Regions from separate parts of the Homo sapiens genome. Here region 2 is linked to region 1. A link is a loop called in an ENCODE intact Hi-C map of the cell type or tissue named here. Cell type or tissue: dorsolateral prefrontal cortex. All regions are shown on one strand.

Region 1 (8,000 bases):
ACCCCTCGGGTCACCCCAGCAAAGTCATATTCGACCAGGTCACCGGTGCCTGACCACCCAATTCCCGCCTCACTCAGCCAGGCAGCACCCAGCTGAGGAATACCTGTACACACATCCTTCAGTCTAGGGAAACTTAACGAGCGCCACTGCCATACATTTGGAAAGGAACATTCTCTACATCAACTGAAACTGCACTATTAAAAGGTTAAGTCAAGCCCATCAAATCGCCTGCAGGGCAAGGTCACTGGAGACAGAGGGAGACGGGCTCTCTGTCACCCCTGCCTCGCAGCTCACTTATCTGCACTGGTCAAGTTTCCTCCTTGACAGCATAAACAGATTAATAAATCATTTAAATGCTCCTGTCTTAATGCCTTCATCTTCAAAAACACGGACACCATTTTGCCTCGGGGCCCAGTTTCCATTTTTCACCCGCAGTGATGGAAGTGGAATTGGGCCTCTGCCGATGTGCCTGGATGAAGAGGCCGCAGCCGGGCACCCCCCATGGCACGGCCACATGACCTGGCACCTGCATGACATGGGCTCCTCAGACAACGCTGGGCAGCAAGGCCAGAGAGGAGCTGAGCAGGAACAGAATGAGTCCCTTCCAAAGAACTGTTTTAATAAGCCTTTAACAGGATATCTTCAGCCAGGCAAACAATGCAGAGACTTCATGCAGTTCCTACCCTCTGGCTCAGACTCACACTGCGGGTTCGGAGGGCTTCCCAGACACTACCCCTCAAAGACAGCAGGGATCGGGGGAGCCCAGATTTCCACAGCAAAGCATCATGACAGGGACAGGGACAGCCCCCTGCCCCACGAATTATCCAGCCCACAATGTCAGCAGTGCCAAGGTTGAGAAACTCTCATTTGGAGTAAAAATGTAAACTTTAATCCTGGCTGAAAGGATAATACAACATCTTATCCATCTCTGCACTTCCAGCTCCTAAACACAGCCTGGCACACAGAAGACCCTTAACCAACATTTCTTGAATAAAAACTACTGCCCACTGGGTCCCTGCTTATGGAAAAGCACATGACTAAATACTCCAGCAGCACTTAGGGGATGCACACTCTTTATCTCTCATGAGCAAATGAATCAAGTCAGGAGGAGCTTATTTTTTTCTTGCAAATTAATTTAATTTCTTTCTTTCTTTTTTTTCATAGGTTTTTGGGGAACAGGTGGTATTTGGTTACATGAGGAAGCTCTTTAGTGGTGATCTGTGAGATTACGGTGCACCCATCACCCGAGCAGTATCCACTGAACCTAATTTGTAGGGTTTTTTTTTGTTTGGTTTTTCTTTTTTTTGACAGAGTCTTGCTCTATCACCCAGGCTGGAGTGCAGTGGCGTGAATCTCAGCTCACTGCAACCTCCACCCGCCGAGCTCAGGTGATTCTCTAGCCTCAGCCTCCCAAGTAGCTGGGATTACGCGTGTGTGCCACCACGCCCAGCTAATCTTTAAATTTTTAGTAGAGACAGGGTTTCACCATGTTGGCCAGGCTGGTCTCAAATTCCTGATCTCAAGTGATCCATCCACCTGGGCCTCCCAAAGTGCTGGGATTACAGGCATGAGCCACTGCACCCGGCCTCAATTTGTAGTCTTTTATCCCTCACCCTCTAGGATCAAGGAGTTTAAAGCACTTGTCTGAAGTCCCACTGGGATCAGTGATGGAGTAGGACACTAGCCCATCCTACCTCAACTCCGACGCCCATGGCGAAAGCCAGTTCTCCCTCTGGCCTAAAGAGCAACTCCTTGGCTTACTTAGAAAAGTAAGTGAGCAGACATGATTATAACCCAAAGCAAGAAATATCTAACCCCAGCTCTACCAAAATAAAAACATTTAGCTGGGTCTGGTGATGCATGCCTGTAGTCCCAGCTACTTGGGAGGCTGAGGAGGGAGGATCACTTGAGCCCAGGAGTCCAAGGCTGCAATGAGCTATGATCGCACCATTGCACTCCAGCCTGGGCAACATAGTGAGACCCCATCTCTTAGAAAAGAAAGATCCCACACTATGCTGCTGTGAACACACAACAACAAAATTGACAAACTTACAGCTTTCCATTGTCCCCAGATGACTGACAGTTCAATCACTGTACAATTAAACACTGGAAACGTCACAGAGACCAATCATTTCTCCTTCTGAAAACCATTTTCTTTCATCCTCTCATTTCAGGTTCCAAGACTACGGCAGTGGTTTCCATTGTGCCAGAGAGGAAATCAGCCCTCCCCAGCTGCAAACAGACAGGCACACAGGGCCCGAGTTGGCCTCCTAGAGCCATAGAGCCTCCCTCTGTGGAAGCAGCTCGCTGGGACACGAAGCCAGCTTCTTGCTTTTGTTGTGATGATGTTCAGGACATGCCTGCCCTCTGCCGAGCAACAGCAAGAGCACAGGAGCAGCCATCGGGCTCTGCAGCCAGGGCTTCCTGCAAGCTCCAGAGCCAGGCCCAAGAATCCAGGCCCTGGAAGGGCTCGCAGGAGTTTCACGTGGGTTATGCTGATACTCCTTGACAGCATCCACTTTTCAATGGGAAATTATAGCACGCTCATTGCTCTGACGAGTAAGAGCCGCTCAAGAGGGGCTTTCTCATGGCTGTGATGACGGGAAGAGACACAACCCAATCACCTGCATCCCTCTACCAGGGCAGGTGACTGCCCCGCTGCTTTGGCGACACTGGGGCTGGTGCGCTCTGGGAGGAAAGATTCCCTTGATGGGGGTTTAAGCTGTTGCTGGAGAATCACGAGGATTCCTGCCCAGTAACTCCCCCCAAATAAATAAAGGAGGGAAAAGAAGCCAGTCACACTACACCGGCCACACACAGTCATTAAGGAAAGAATCCAAGGGAAAAGTATGTCCACCTCAAAAAGAAAACTGAGAAACTGCACAGGACCGTGGCCTCCAGCATTATTTTTTAAAAGACACTTTTTTAGAAGTTGAATGAATGATTCGCTGGCTCAGAGGAAGTGGAGGCAATTCCTCCCCACCAGGAAAGGTCTCAGAGAACACAGAATTCTGAGCTCAGAGCTGAGACGTGTCTGGGGACTGCTCTCCTGCATATGGGCCCAGTGCAAATAATTCATCATTTGCAGAAAAAAAAAAAAAAAACCACCCAGCTCTGGATCAAGACAAGCCTTCTGTGTTCCAAGTCTCTTTCAGGACATCGTTGTTTGCAAAATCATGCCACAGCCCCCTCTCTCGGGGTCATGTGTGACATGGGCACTCCACAAAACCTGAGCATGCAGGGTCCATGCGCTACCACGTGGGGGCTGGACAGCCACGGGCGCTCCAAATGCGGTCCCCTGCTACCGGCAGCTCACCAACCCCAAAGCAGATCCCCCCAAACCAATGCTGATAGGCAAAGACCAGAAAAACACAGGCAATTAGTAAAGCCAGAGAAAGATCTCTGCCAAGTCTCAGAATCACCCCTAAAAAGGGCAAAGGGTGTTTTACGAACCTCTATTTCCACAGGGGTGTAGACAGAGCAATTAGCAGACAGGGTGCGAACATGCTGCCACACCCTCATGCCTAAGAATGCCCACTCCTGGGAGCACTCGGTGCTTCATCCACACTTGGGAGCACATACATGTGTACATGGATGTGCACACATGTTTGCACACACAGTTAAATAACTAGTTAACTAAGCTGGAACAAAACCTTTGCTCTGTATGAGAATGCCAAGCACATGGAGGAAACTGCCTGGTACAGAACACGCTGCTCAACAGCTTGGCAGGAGGGATTCATTCCTGGGGCACCACTGGCCTCTGCTGCCCACACGGGGCATAGCAGCTGCAGACAGCAGGCTCCATGAATAGCACGGGGGCTTCAGCATCACCCTCACAGCTGAAAGTGCCCTGGCCACACCACACTGTCCTTGCTGCATTCCCTTCTTCAGCGATTCCAAGTCCAAGGGTGCAGATTTTTCCAGAGGTTTTAAGGACTATGTTCCACTAGTCCCCCGGGCCCATCCCCAGCCTCAACAGGAGACGCACCCAGATGACAGGCCAAGGCTGAGCCACGTGGCTCCCACAGTCGGCTGCCCTTGGAGCCACCAGCACAGGTATTCCAGACTCCGAAAAGCCACCAGCTCCTAGTCTCCCTAACACATCTGAATTGTGAACTGCACAGGCAGCATGACACGCAGCTGCCAGGATGTGGTGAAATGCAAGTGCTGCCCAACTTCCGCCGCAACGGAAGCCCTCGGAGTGCATGAACATAATCCCGAGAAGGGCAGAGAGAGGCATCCATTCCAAAGATCGTCCTACCATGTGACTGGAATTCTACAGGGATCAGGATTCTACAGCCCAGAGAGTAGGGAGATGGAAGCCCCCGCTTCTGGCCTGCGCAGCACGGATCCTTAGGAAGGTCCGAAGCCTCTCTAAAGGGAGAGCTGAAGTCAGAGGGGTTGAGGGAGGAGGAGGGAACTGGCCCCAGCACCTCGGTGACTGCAAGGCATCCCTGGTTTCAGAGCATACTCCATCCCTCAGCATTCTACAGAACACTTCAGAACAAAATGCAGGGCTCCTCAGAAGCAGGAGGTCACGGAGGCCACAGCAGGTGGAGCCGTCAGATGCACAGGGCCGTCGCTCCCACCCCCACCCGCCACATGGGAATAAGCTGGTGGAGTTATTCCATCTCCATGCACCTCAGTGTCCTCCTCTTTAAAATGGGTACACAGGATACTGACCTCCACAGGAGGATGACAGGCATGAAATGACGGCATGCTTCTGAGCCGATGCCTGGCCACGGGAAGCGCCTCCCGGTGAAGGATGGCTAACTTCACCACCCGCCGCATGGCTGTCACAACACCAGGTTTCGGGGGGCTCACTGTGCACATCTGAGAAAGCTAAAGCTAAACAGCTCTATCCCCAGCAGTTGGTCTGGCATTGCCAGCACCGGGAACTCATGGCGAGCCTCCTGCCACAGCGCAGGCCCGAGGGGACCCCCTGCCCGCGCTGAAACAGCACTCTAAGGGTTCATCCGCAGTCACACTCATGAAACCTTTCCTGACACGGCTGGCCAGAGAGACCTCTGAGAGGTATTTGCATTAGCTGTTTGACAACCTTAATGTCAGACACATCCTTAGCTGTCCAGACATACACTCTAGCAAGGCTTTTTATTGAAGCTTCGTGACCTCTGGGGTCATTCTCTCCCTCTACTACCCATGGGAGGAAGGGCAAGAGTCAGGACCCATCCATGTCAAGACACACATAATCCAAGCGCTGGGTGATGGTGGGGTACGGAGAGCAACGAGCTCGTGGCCCTAGGTGGGGGTGCTGACTGGCCAGAGCAGGCCCCCATGGGAAAGGCACACCTGGGCAGTGGTTACCTAGAGTAACGTCTCAAAGGACGGCCACTGTCACCGCCACTGTTACTCATCATACAAACTGTCCCAATACCAGGCCTCTTGGGGCCTCCTTCTATATACCTAAGATCAAACCAAGACAGCTGAGACCCTCTCATCACCTCTGTTGCCTCCACACTGTCCCTGCTGCACACCCGTCGTGCTCAGACACCATCCCTCTCAAACTCCCCCCACTCGAGTTCAGCTGTGAAGCAGCAGCCAGGCATGGGAAAGGCCTCCATGACATCGCCGGCTGTTAAGAGTCAAACGTCAGCGTCCCTAAGAAGACCCTGTAGGACCCAGCCAGAAGGCACGACGGGGCCACCCTGCCAACCCCACCCGTCAGCAAACCTGGGCTCTCCTCTCGTCCTAACACCCCTGGGTCTCCCTGCTCTGCTTGAAGCAGCCTCGTCCCTGCTTGTCACGGAGTCAGTTTCTTTCTCATCCTGTAAGTCCCAGCTTAATCAGCAGCTTCGCAGAGAGGCCTCCCTCGTCACCCACCTAAAGCAGGTCTCCACGTTCTCCTATTGGTCTCCACGTTCTCCTATCGGTCTCCTCCTGAGAATTTAACACAACTTGCAATTACTCTGTTACCTGCTCAGTGCGTCTCCGAAACAGTCTGCAGTTCTGTTAGGTGAGCGCCATCATCACCCTGAGCCTAGCATGATGCCCTGCAGAGAGCAGGTGCTGAATGGAATGTATGCTGTGCAGTGAACCACAGAGACAGAGCATGCCGGCCCGCAGGGTGGCCAGCCGCAAGACCACCTGAGTGAAAACACGCTGCTCAACCAGTGCCCATCCACCTGCCGGTCTCAAGACAGAAGGCACAGGTGTGAGTCCAGGCTCTGATACCTGCTACCTGGGCAAGTCACTTTACTAAATCTTAGTTTGTCTATACAGGAGGGAGGGAAGAAAGGAAGGAAGGGGACGGTGAAAGGGAAAGGGAGGGGGAGGGGAGGGGGAAGGAGAGGGGAGGGGAGAGGAGGAGAGGGAGCAGTAGTGGCAGCAGCCATAGATGAGGTCAATCATTTCCCAACTTATTCCCAAGAACTCCAAGATTCCTTGAAGGTGACAAGACCCCCATTCCCCTGACCCTTCAACCAGAGCAGAGCAGAGCTCTCTCATCTGTTTAAGACAACTGGCTTCCACATAAGATTTTGTTTGGTAACAAAGCGCTTGCCGCTAGACTAAGCTCTGTGCTGCCTGGACCCACAAGTCTGAGACGCGCTGTGAGGTCTCGGCAAGGCCCCAGTCTCTGGGCTGCCACCCAGGACCACCCGCACACACACCCTCCGCCTTGGAGCAGCCCCTGCCACCATCACCAGGGCCCACCTCATTAAAGACGATCCTGGACGGCGGTCTCTTCGTCGGCTTCACTGTGGTTTTCCACGTCCTCCCAAAGAAGTGCCGGTAGGTGACATCAAAGAAAGACACTCGCAGATGGCATTCAACCTCTGACAGTACCTCCAGCACGCCCTAGGAGACAACGGGGAATTGACCCTCAAGAGTCTGAGCACCATGAGCCAGGAGGTCACTGGCAGGCCATGTGGGTGCATATGGGGCCACCTCGCTCAGATATCAGCACGCTGGTTTCCTTATTGGGAGGCTACCTCTCTCCCACAGCTACTGGTCTTGGTGGGGTTATAAACCAAAGCATTTGGCCCTCCCCTGGCCAACGAAAGACTGCAGTCCCTTGGAACAGACACAGGCTTCTGACTCAGCCAGAGCCCAGGACGCACAAGAGGACATGACCACAGGAGACACATGCGCCTGCCAGGATGAGGCCCAGGGCTCCCAGCAGCCAACAGGTGAGAGAGAACAAGTCCAGGGGACATCACCTGAGACCTCGCTCAAGCCACACCTGAAGCTTATGCTGGCTGTGGATTTGCTGTGAGTCAACAAATCGCCTCTCACGTAAATCATTTTGGATGGGTTTGTTAATCATTTCCAACCAAATGAGCCCTTCCTGATATAACCAGAAACTAAATCCTCAACTTCCCAGATTTTGGGGTGACATTGGCAAAGCAAAAAGCAGATCTTTGAGAATTGAGAAATCATGGCTACAAATACAGAACAAAGCAGCCAGAGTGTAGACAGGCAGGACCCTGCCCAGAGCGGCAGCCAGAGTGTAGACAGGCAGGACCCTGCCCCGGAGCTTTACCACTTACAGCAAGTATTGCTTTAGCCTTTTCTCTTCTGTGACAGGTTCTTACCTGAGACAAGAGTCCTCCACCTTTCTTTCACCTATTCACTTAGTAAACGTTACTTACACATCTATTCTGCGCATTGACTCTCTGCCAGGCACATTTCCAGGCACTAGGGAAACAACAAGGAACAGACAAAATCTCTGCCCTTACAGGGCTTACATGGTGAAGAACGGGGAGAGAGGTGGGTGGGGCGGGGCAGGGCAGGGCAGGGCAGGCTCTCTGAGATGATCCTTGAGCTGAGAACAAGGGGGGCATGAGAAGAACCACAGGGAGTTTGGGGAGAGGGAGCCAGGCAGGAGGAGCAGCAAACTCAAAGGTCCTGAGAGGAAGAGAGCACACGTGCTCCAGGAGCCAGCGAGAAGTGCAGGAACTATATTTAGCTATAGTACCTGTGTTTTGTTTTTGTTTTTAAGAAAAGGGTCTCGTCTGTCACCCAGGCTGGAGGTCTGGCCA
Region 2 (8,000 bases), 460 kb before region 1:
GGCTGTGTGTGTGCGCATGTGTGTGTGAGAGAGAGAGAGAGGGAAAGAGAGAAATGGAGGGAGGGAGAGAGAGAAAGGAAGATCATCTCTTCAAGCCAGGCTCTTAGAAAAAGAGCATCAAAAATATTTTGTGAGGAATTTCCTGAGTTCCACATCTTTAACTCTTGGAATAGAGGCAGAAGGAGATTGTAATTAAAATTGGTAGTGGGGCGGGGGAAGCATCATTATATACAGAATTTCTAAATGCCTGGAAGTGATCTTACGAAGACAAATTGGTTTTCCAACCCCACCCCAGCTATAAAAAGTTATAATTGAGTCATCAGCACCCTGCTGAACTAGGAGTCTGGATTGTTTTTAGGTAGATGAATGAACTTGAGAAAATTCTTCTCTCCAGGCCGCGATTTCCCTTAGTTTTCAAACTGCATCCTAAAGAGTGCGGGGCTTCAGCTGAGAAGCCTCATGGATGGTGGTCTGTCCCCACTCCCCCACTCCTGCCATTCAGGCAGGAGGCTCCCCACACCTTCTCTGTAACCCCCAGCTTCAAGCCAAGCTGCTCTTCTTAAAAAAAAATGTCGTATATCTCCTGAAGGAGGTTTCTTTTGAAAACACTGGAACTTAATAACTTCTGAAGTCCCTTCCAGTTCTGATGCCAGGCAGAACTGTCTGAAATCAGGTGGGGGCCATGAAAACTGCCCTGCACAGCAAAGCAGGCCCAGAAGCTTCCACCATTCAGCTGAGCCCCATAGTGAGTCCATCCTCCTGTGGTCACTCATCCTGCCTCCTCTCTGCAGGTGCCAGCTGGGCCACATGCTGGACTCAAGACTTCTGCCTTTGTTCAGAGCACTTGTCATCTCCAGAGGGCCCTCCATTCTCTCTTCCACCATCCTAGTGCCCAACTATGCACCCTATAAAGACAGGACTATGCTTTTCAGCATGGCATGAACTTGGCATGCAGTAGATGCTCAATAAATATTTGCACAATAAATAAGCAAATGCTGCCTCCAGGGTCATGCTCTACATTTGTGGTAGACAGAATTCTGTCCCCCTAAGGATGTCCCCACCTTCTGAACCTGTGAATATGGTACAGCACATGGCAAAAGGGACTTGGCAGGTATAATTAAGGATACGGGCTTTAAAACAGATTATCCCGGATGAGCTGGGTGGGCTCAAGTTCATCTCACAGGACCTTAAAAGCAGAGAACTTTCTCTGGCTGGAGCAGGAGAAGGGAAGCAGAAGGGGAGGTTAGAAAGATTCAAAGAGTGTCAAGGACTCAACCTGCTATTGCTGGCTGTAAGGATGGAGAAAGGGGGCTGTGATCTGGGGAATGCAAGAGGCCTCTAGAAGCTGAGAACAAGCCTGGCTACAACCAACCAGGAGGCAGACCTCAGTCCTACAGCCACCAGGAATTGAATTCCACCGACAACCCTTATGAGCAAGGAAACAGAACCTCCCTCAGAGCCTCCAGATAGGAGCCCAGGCTGGCCAATGACTTGATGTTGGCCTCCTAGGACCTGGAGCAGAGAAGCCAGTCATGGCCCCAAGCCCCACCCTAGACACTTGCCCCTCCCTTTACCCTGCATGTCTCATCTCAGCTTGGCGTCAGCTTCTCAGAGGACCCAACTGACATAGAGCTTGCGCCGCCAGCCCCTGAGGATGAGACACACAAGCGGTCAGGATCCAGGTGGGCTCTGGGTCCCTGCAAGGTGCAAGGACAAGGCTGAAGCTGTCCTGGGCTGTCTGGCGCCGGCTGCTCCAAGAGCCCTGCTCTTATGATGTCTGGCCCCCTCTGTGAGCATCCCTGCTGATCGGCTGGAGGTGCAGGATGGTCGGGGGCTGGCCCCTGCTGGAAAGGGTCCCATCTGCCTGGGGTGGCCTTGTCCCCATTGTCCCTCTTGTCCCTGTGGCACTTCTTCTCATGGTTCATTTCCATATTGGAGCCGTAAGACCACAAAGGACAGGGTGTGGACCTGGGGATGAAGCCAAGGAAGTATGGTCTTCACTCAGGCCCCAGTGCAGGGAATGGTACACCAAGCCCAATTCAGCTCACCAACGGCAGCCTCAGGCCTCAACCACTGGCCAGTGCAGCCCATGCCATCCGGAGGCTGTTGGAGGGGGAGGCTGTGTCTGTAGCTCCATGGTGGCCATAAGGGGCATGTGACAGTGAGCAGTCTTTTCCTGCAGGTCCAGTGATCTGACCGCCCTGGCAGCACCTGAGGGTCACAGTTTCAGGATCTTGAGCAAACTTTTTGTCTGACAGACAGTATGCCACCCCTTCCAAAATTTCAGTCCTCCTAAGAGGCTTCTGTTTACACACCACAAGAAAGCAGCCGCTCCTCTTAGGCCTGACACTTCTCTTTTTCAAACATTAACCAAAAGCCTGGCAGGCTTTGTGTTTAGAACATAAGGGACACACCCTCCCCCAACCCCTCCCAGTCTCCCTGCCTCCTCCGAGCACCTGCACAGCCAGTCTGCTTCTCCCCTACCCTTCCCGCATCCAATCCTGCACCTGCCATTCCACATCTAGGTTTTCTCTCCATCCACCCCTCCCTCTCCATCACAGCGGCCACCCTAGCCCAAAGCCGTCTGCTGCAGCCTCCTATAGGATTTCCCTCTTCCGCCTCCCCCTCTACCATCCATTCTCTGCAGAGCAGGCCATGCAGAATTCTCAAAGCAATGAGTGTCAGGTCACAACTGGGCTTAAAGCCAACAATGACTTCCCTCTGTGGGTGGATTTAAACAGGAACTCCTCTCCTCTCAGTCCTCCTTTGCACCTCTGTTCCTCCTGCTCTTGTCCTCTCACTGCTTGGACCTCTGGCTGGTCCTTGGACAAGCCTGCTCTGTTCCCTTTATGGTCCCTGGAATGTATGTTCCATGGAGACGGGCTGTTGTCTGTTTCACCAACAGAGTTCCATCACCAAGACCCTGAAGCACAAAACCCATCCATAGTTGTTGAATGAAAGAATGAGTGAGTGAAGCGAGTAAGAAATAGTAACTGGGTTTAAAAGCTAGAGGAGAGATAGTAAAGTTACACAAATGCTAGATGAATATAAATGATCTCAGTGCAGTTCTGCACAGCTGGTGCCTATCAGGTGCAGTGCCTGCAATTCCACTAATGGCCACCGGGGGCGCAGCGAGGCGGCAGAGCTGCCAGGCCCCCAGGCCGACCTTGCAGGAGGCTGGGCTCACAAAGCCAGATTTCAGCGTCTACTCCGGTCTCATGTGCTTTTTCTGTAACAGTGTAACTTTTGATTAAAATAACGATGTGCATTATTCATGTCATTACTATAAATATTGTCTATTATAAAGAGATTAGTAAAACCACAGGTACAAGTTATATCTGTTTCCGAAATAGACTTAACTGTTTGTCAATGAGGAAGTAAGCTCTGAGCTTACATCCAAAGCCCAGAGCCTGGCCTGAGTCCCTTCCTGGAGTCAAAAACCTCCTGGACCATTCCTGCACCAAGCACGATGTCTTAGTCCGTTTGTATTTCTATAAAGGAATACCTGAGGCTGAGTAATTTATTAAAAAAAAAAAAAGTTTATTTGACTTACGATTCTGCTGGTGGCAAGATTGGGCATCTGGTGAGAGCCTCAGGCTGCTTCCACTCATGGTGGAAGGTAAAATGGAGCCAGGTGTGCAGAGGCCACAAGGGGAGAGAAGACACAAGAGAGACAGGGGAAGTTTGCCCGCTCTTTCTTACAACCGGCTCTCATGGGAACTAGTAGAGGGAGAACTCACTCATTACCTTGAGGACAACACCAAAACCTTCATGAGGGACCCGCTCCCATGACCCAAACACCTCCCACCGGGCCTCGCCTCCAACAGTGGAGATCAAATTTCAACAAGAGCTTTGGGGGACAAATACTCAGACCACAGCACAGGACTTCACTTGTTACATCAGCTCACCTGTGCTTTGCATGACCAATTTGCTTTCTCTGAAGAGGATGTCTCAACAGAGCCTCCTTGGCCCTCTAACTGGCTCAATGACAATTCTACTTGATCCCTTTGATGGCCCAAAGGGCACACCCTGAACCTTCGGGGGTGGCCACTGGCCCACCAGGCATCTCATGGCAGCTCACCCTCAAGAGCGGCTACACGCCCCAGCCTGTGTTCATGGAGCCCTAGATCCTTTGGCTCTCAGTCATCTATCTTTAGCCCAGTTGCTGGCCTCGGTCTGCTGGCTGTGCCCTGGAAGCTGGCCTCTGTTCCTTTGTGTCTTCACGTCCATAGATGCTCTTCCTGAACCAAGACCGTGCCCTTCCTACAAACTCTGAATTGACCTGTCTGCTCCCTGTTATCAGGAACTCTCTACCCTATCCCAGTCTGTAAACACCCATCTAATCTCTGGCAAATTCCTGGACCAAACAGAAGCCCACCCCCACCACCTGTGTGGGACTGGGTTATACTTTCAGTAAGACAGAGAACAGCTGAAAGGATGCATACTTACTCAAAAACAAAAGCCCATCTTTCCCCTCAAGCCACCTCCCTACTCTCACCTGAGTTGTTTCGTGGCTGGGCCATTTACTAGCTGTGTGAGCTTAGCAACCTCTCCAGGCCTCAGTCCCCCAACCTGTAAAGTGGAGGGTAATTAAACCTCCCACACCATAGGGTTGTTGCAGGGATTAAAGACGGTGATTGCAGGTGCCTTAGTACTTGACAAGTAATGAGAGGCTGGGAAATGCTCACTATCTTGTCTGATCTTTGGTATAAAAGTTAGTTATTCTGCAAAAGTAAACTGGTCTTGTAAACTCTAGTGGATTAAATTTTGTTTGTTTACATATAACAGTGGTTGTTTTATAACAAAGCACTGCATTTGTTTCTTCAAAAGATCTAGATTTATGTTCTTTTTACAAACACAGTTTATAAAAAATTATTTAATGTCTCCTCACTTAGTTGGATTAGACACGGCCTCGCCTCTCCCCCACAACACACACACACACACACACACACACACACACACACACACACACACACATGAATGGATACAGAAGCCTGAGGCTGTGGTCCACAGTGGTTAAAAGCCAGGAGCCAGCGTCCTCCACCTGGCTCCCATTAGAATCACCCCAAGAGATGCTGCCAGGCCCCCTCTGTAAGCCACAGTCATCAGGGTCTCAGGGTGGGGGCTGGGTGTCATGGTTTTAAGCCTCTCCACGCATCTCCAATGCACTGCCAGGTGAAAAATGCCGCGTTAAGGTCATCGGAGTGGCAACTGAGATGAACCAATCAGGGACAAGGTTCTACGAGATTTTGCTAATGTACCAGGGCCCCTGCCCTGAAATAGGTGATCACAGCCAAGCTGGTGACATGACAAGCCAGGTTCATGATGGACGGTCATTACGCAATTTTGGATCATCAAAGATTCCTTGTCACCCATAGCATTGTAAAGGGCTCAGCACAGCGGGCAGGGGCGGGGGAGGCTGAGAAGGGGAGGGCTGTCTTCTCCTCCCTCAAGGAGGTTGCCCTTTGGTAATAATCAAACGATGTTCCTAGGGGAGGAAAGTTCACCAGTAGCTTGGGCTAAAATTCTTCAGACTAAGGAATTGTGGTTAAAATATTTGGGTTGGGATACTGATTTCCTAGCTGTTTCAAGAGAACTTCACCACCTTTAGAGATACATGCTCCAATATTGTTGGATGAAATGACACAAAGCCTAGGATTCATTTCACAATGATCCCAGGGAGGAGCCAGAAGTAGGTGGGGGTTCAGGGAAAACAGGGCTGGCCATTCATACATTGATGATGTTTGTAGCTGGTGATGAGCACATCAGGGCTTATGTTTGAAATTGTCTACAATAAAACACTTTGTATCCTAATATATATAAGATACAAAGTCTCAGTTAGACTGGAGGACTAAGTTTTAGAGATCTATTGCACCGCATGGTGACTATGGTTAATAATAACATACTGCATATTTCAGAATTACTAAAAGAATAGATTAACATTCTCACCACAAAAAAATAAGTTGGTGAAAGGGATGACTATGTTATTTAGCTTGATTGAATCTTTCTACAACATACACACAGATTAAAACATCATAGCGTACCCCATAATATACAAATTATTTGTAACAATAAATTTTAAAAGATTTTTTAAAGAGATATAAATATAGAAAAGTATAGAGAACCTATATGCCAAACACCAGTATCCACCACCCAGAATTAACTATTGTTCACTGTAGGTCATTATGTTTCTTTGGTTTGTAATAAAGAAACATAATATTTACCCACAAAAAAACGTTTTCAAGAAAAATGGGGCTAAGACCCCAGGACTGCACTCTTCTTCTGGGCATGGTCAGAATCCCTTTCTGCACATCCTCATCCTCACCTTTCATAAGGTGCCTCCTCACTCCCCAACCTCCCTTCCACTCGTGACTGCTTCCTCCACCTGCCAACCCCCAAGAATTATCAACTAAACAGATGTCACATAAGTGGATTGACAATTGCATTATTCCAGATTAGCGTATGACAGATGGGGGTTCCCAGCCACAGAGGCTCCTCTCCCAGGACCCCCTCCCTGTGGCTGTGAAAGTTTCCTCTGTGTATTCCTCAGCTTGGGCTGCATAGCAAAGTATCATAGACAGGGCAGGTTAAACAAAAGAGGTTTGTTTTCTTACAGTTCTGAACTCTGTGTGGAGTATGAATTAGGGAAAAGGCTCATGCAGGCAGAATCAAGGGAAAGCAAAAAGAGAAAGCAGATAAGCCATACATCTGCCTTTCCATGGTCCAGAACACGTAGCCCTTCTGCACAAATAACTCACAATCTTCCTGCGCCCAACTATCACTAGACACACCTGCAAGCTGGCTCACTGCAAACTTGGTGTTATTAGTACCACGCAAAGCCCTCGTCAACAGACAGCGTGAACACTATCCTATACAATCTCCAGCAAGCCTTTGTTTCTTTGCAGTCAGCATCTGCTGACTTGCCCATTGTCTCTCTGGCAATGCATTTTCCTACTTTCTCTAATAAATCTACCTTCCTTGACCTACAATTGTCTTGGTAAATTCTTTTACCGGCCCCTCCCCCCACAGCCCCCCCCCCCCCCGCCCACAAACACACCAATCATCCTTCCCCCATGACACTCTGGAAGTCCAAAATTAAAGTGTGGGCAGGGCTGGTGTATTAGTTCATTCTCATATTCCTATGAAGAAATACCCGAGACTGGGTAATTTATAAAGAAAAAGAAGTTTAATGGACTCACAGTTCCACATGGCTGGAGAGGCCTCACAATCACGGCAGATGGCAAATTAGGAGCAAAGGCACATCTTACATGGTGGCAGGCAAGAAAGCATGTGCAGGGGAACTATCCTCTATAAAACCATCAGATCTTGTGAGACTTATTCACTATCACAAGAACAGCATGGGAAAGACCCACCCCCATGATTCAATTACCTCCCACCAAGTCTCTTCCACAACACATGGGGATTATGGAAGCCACAATTCAAGATGAGATTTGGGTGGGGACACAGTCAAATCATATCATTCTACACCTGGCCCCACCCAAATCTCATGTCCTCACATTTCAAAACCAATCATGCCTTCCCAACAGTCCCCCAAAGTCTTAACTCATTTCAGCATTAACTCAAAAGTCCACAGTCTAAAGTCTCATCTGAGACAAGGCAAGTCCCTTCTGCCTATGAGCCTGTAAAATCAAAAGCAAGTTAGTTACTTCCTAGATACAATGAGGATACAGGCATTGGGTAAATACACTCATCATGAATGGGAGAAATTGGCCAAAACAAAGGGACTACAGGTCCTATGCAAGTCAGAAATCCAGTAGGTCAGTCATATCTTAAAGCTCCAAAATGATCTCCCTTGACTCCAGGTCTCGCATCTAGGTCATGCTGATACAAGAAGTGGGCTCCCATGGCCTTGGGCAGCTCCATCCCTGTGGCTTTGCAGGGTACAGCCCCCCTCCTGGCTGCTTTCACGGGCTGGCATTGAGTGTCTGCAGCTTTTCCAGATGCACGGTGCAAGCTGTGAGTGGATCTACCATTGTGGG

Evidence for each region. Peaks named below come from ENCODE experiments on the same cell type or tissue, not always from the same donor. Only the 100,000 strongest peaks of a DNase experiment are listed, where the experiment ranks them.
Region 2: a loop joins it to region 1, with 7 times the contacts of the local background. A loop is called at or near these places in 50 of 110 quality-filtered maps.

What each region holds. Positions count from the first base shown.
Region 1 is chr1:5,971,598-5,979,597 of GRCh38, forward strand. NPHP4 (nephrocystin 4) reads right to left here. Exons shown (of 30, transcript NM_015102.5): 3 at 6,673-6,816. Among named protein-coding and RNA genes, the nearest start is that of NPHP4, 17 kb to the right of the region's middle. RefSeq lists an enhancer at 20-519. In dorsolateral prefrontal cortex, CTCF peaks have their summits at 2,355 (motif pointing left), 2,556 and 3,763 (motif pointing left); DNase peaks (open chromatin) are centred at 2,344 and 3,754; H3K27ac peaks cover 2,891 bases.
Region 2 is chr1:5,511,617-5,519,616 of GRCh38, forward strand. No RefSeq gene overlaps it. Among named protein-coding and RNA genes, the nearest start is that of MIR4689, 350 kb to the right of the region's middle. In dorsolateral prefrontal cortex, CTCF peaks have their summits at 3,130 and 3,335; a DNase peak (open chromatin) is centred at 3,145.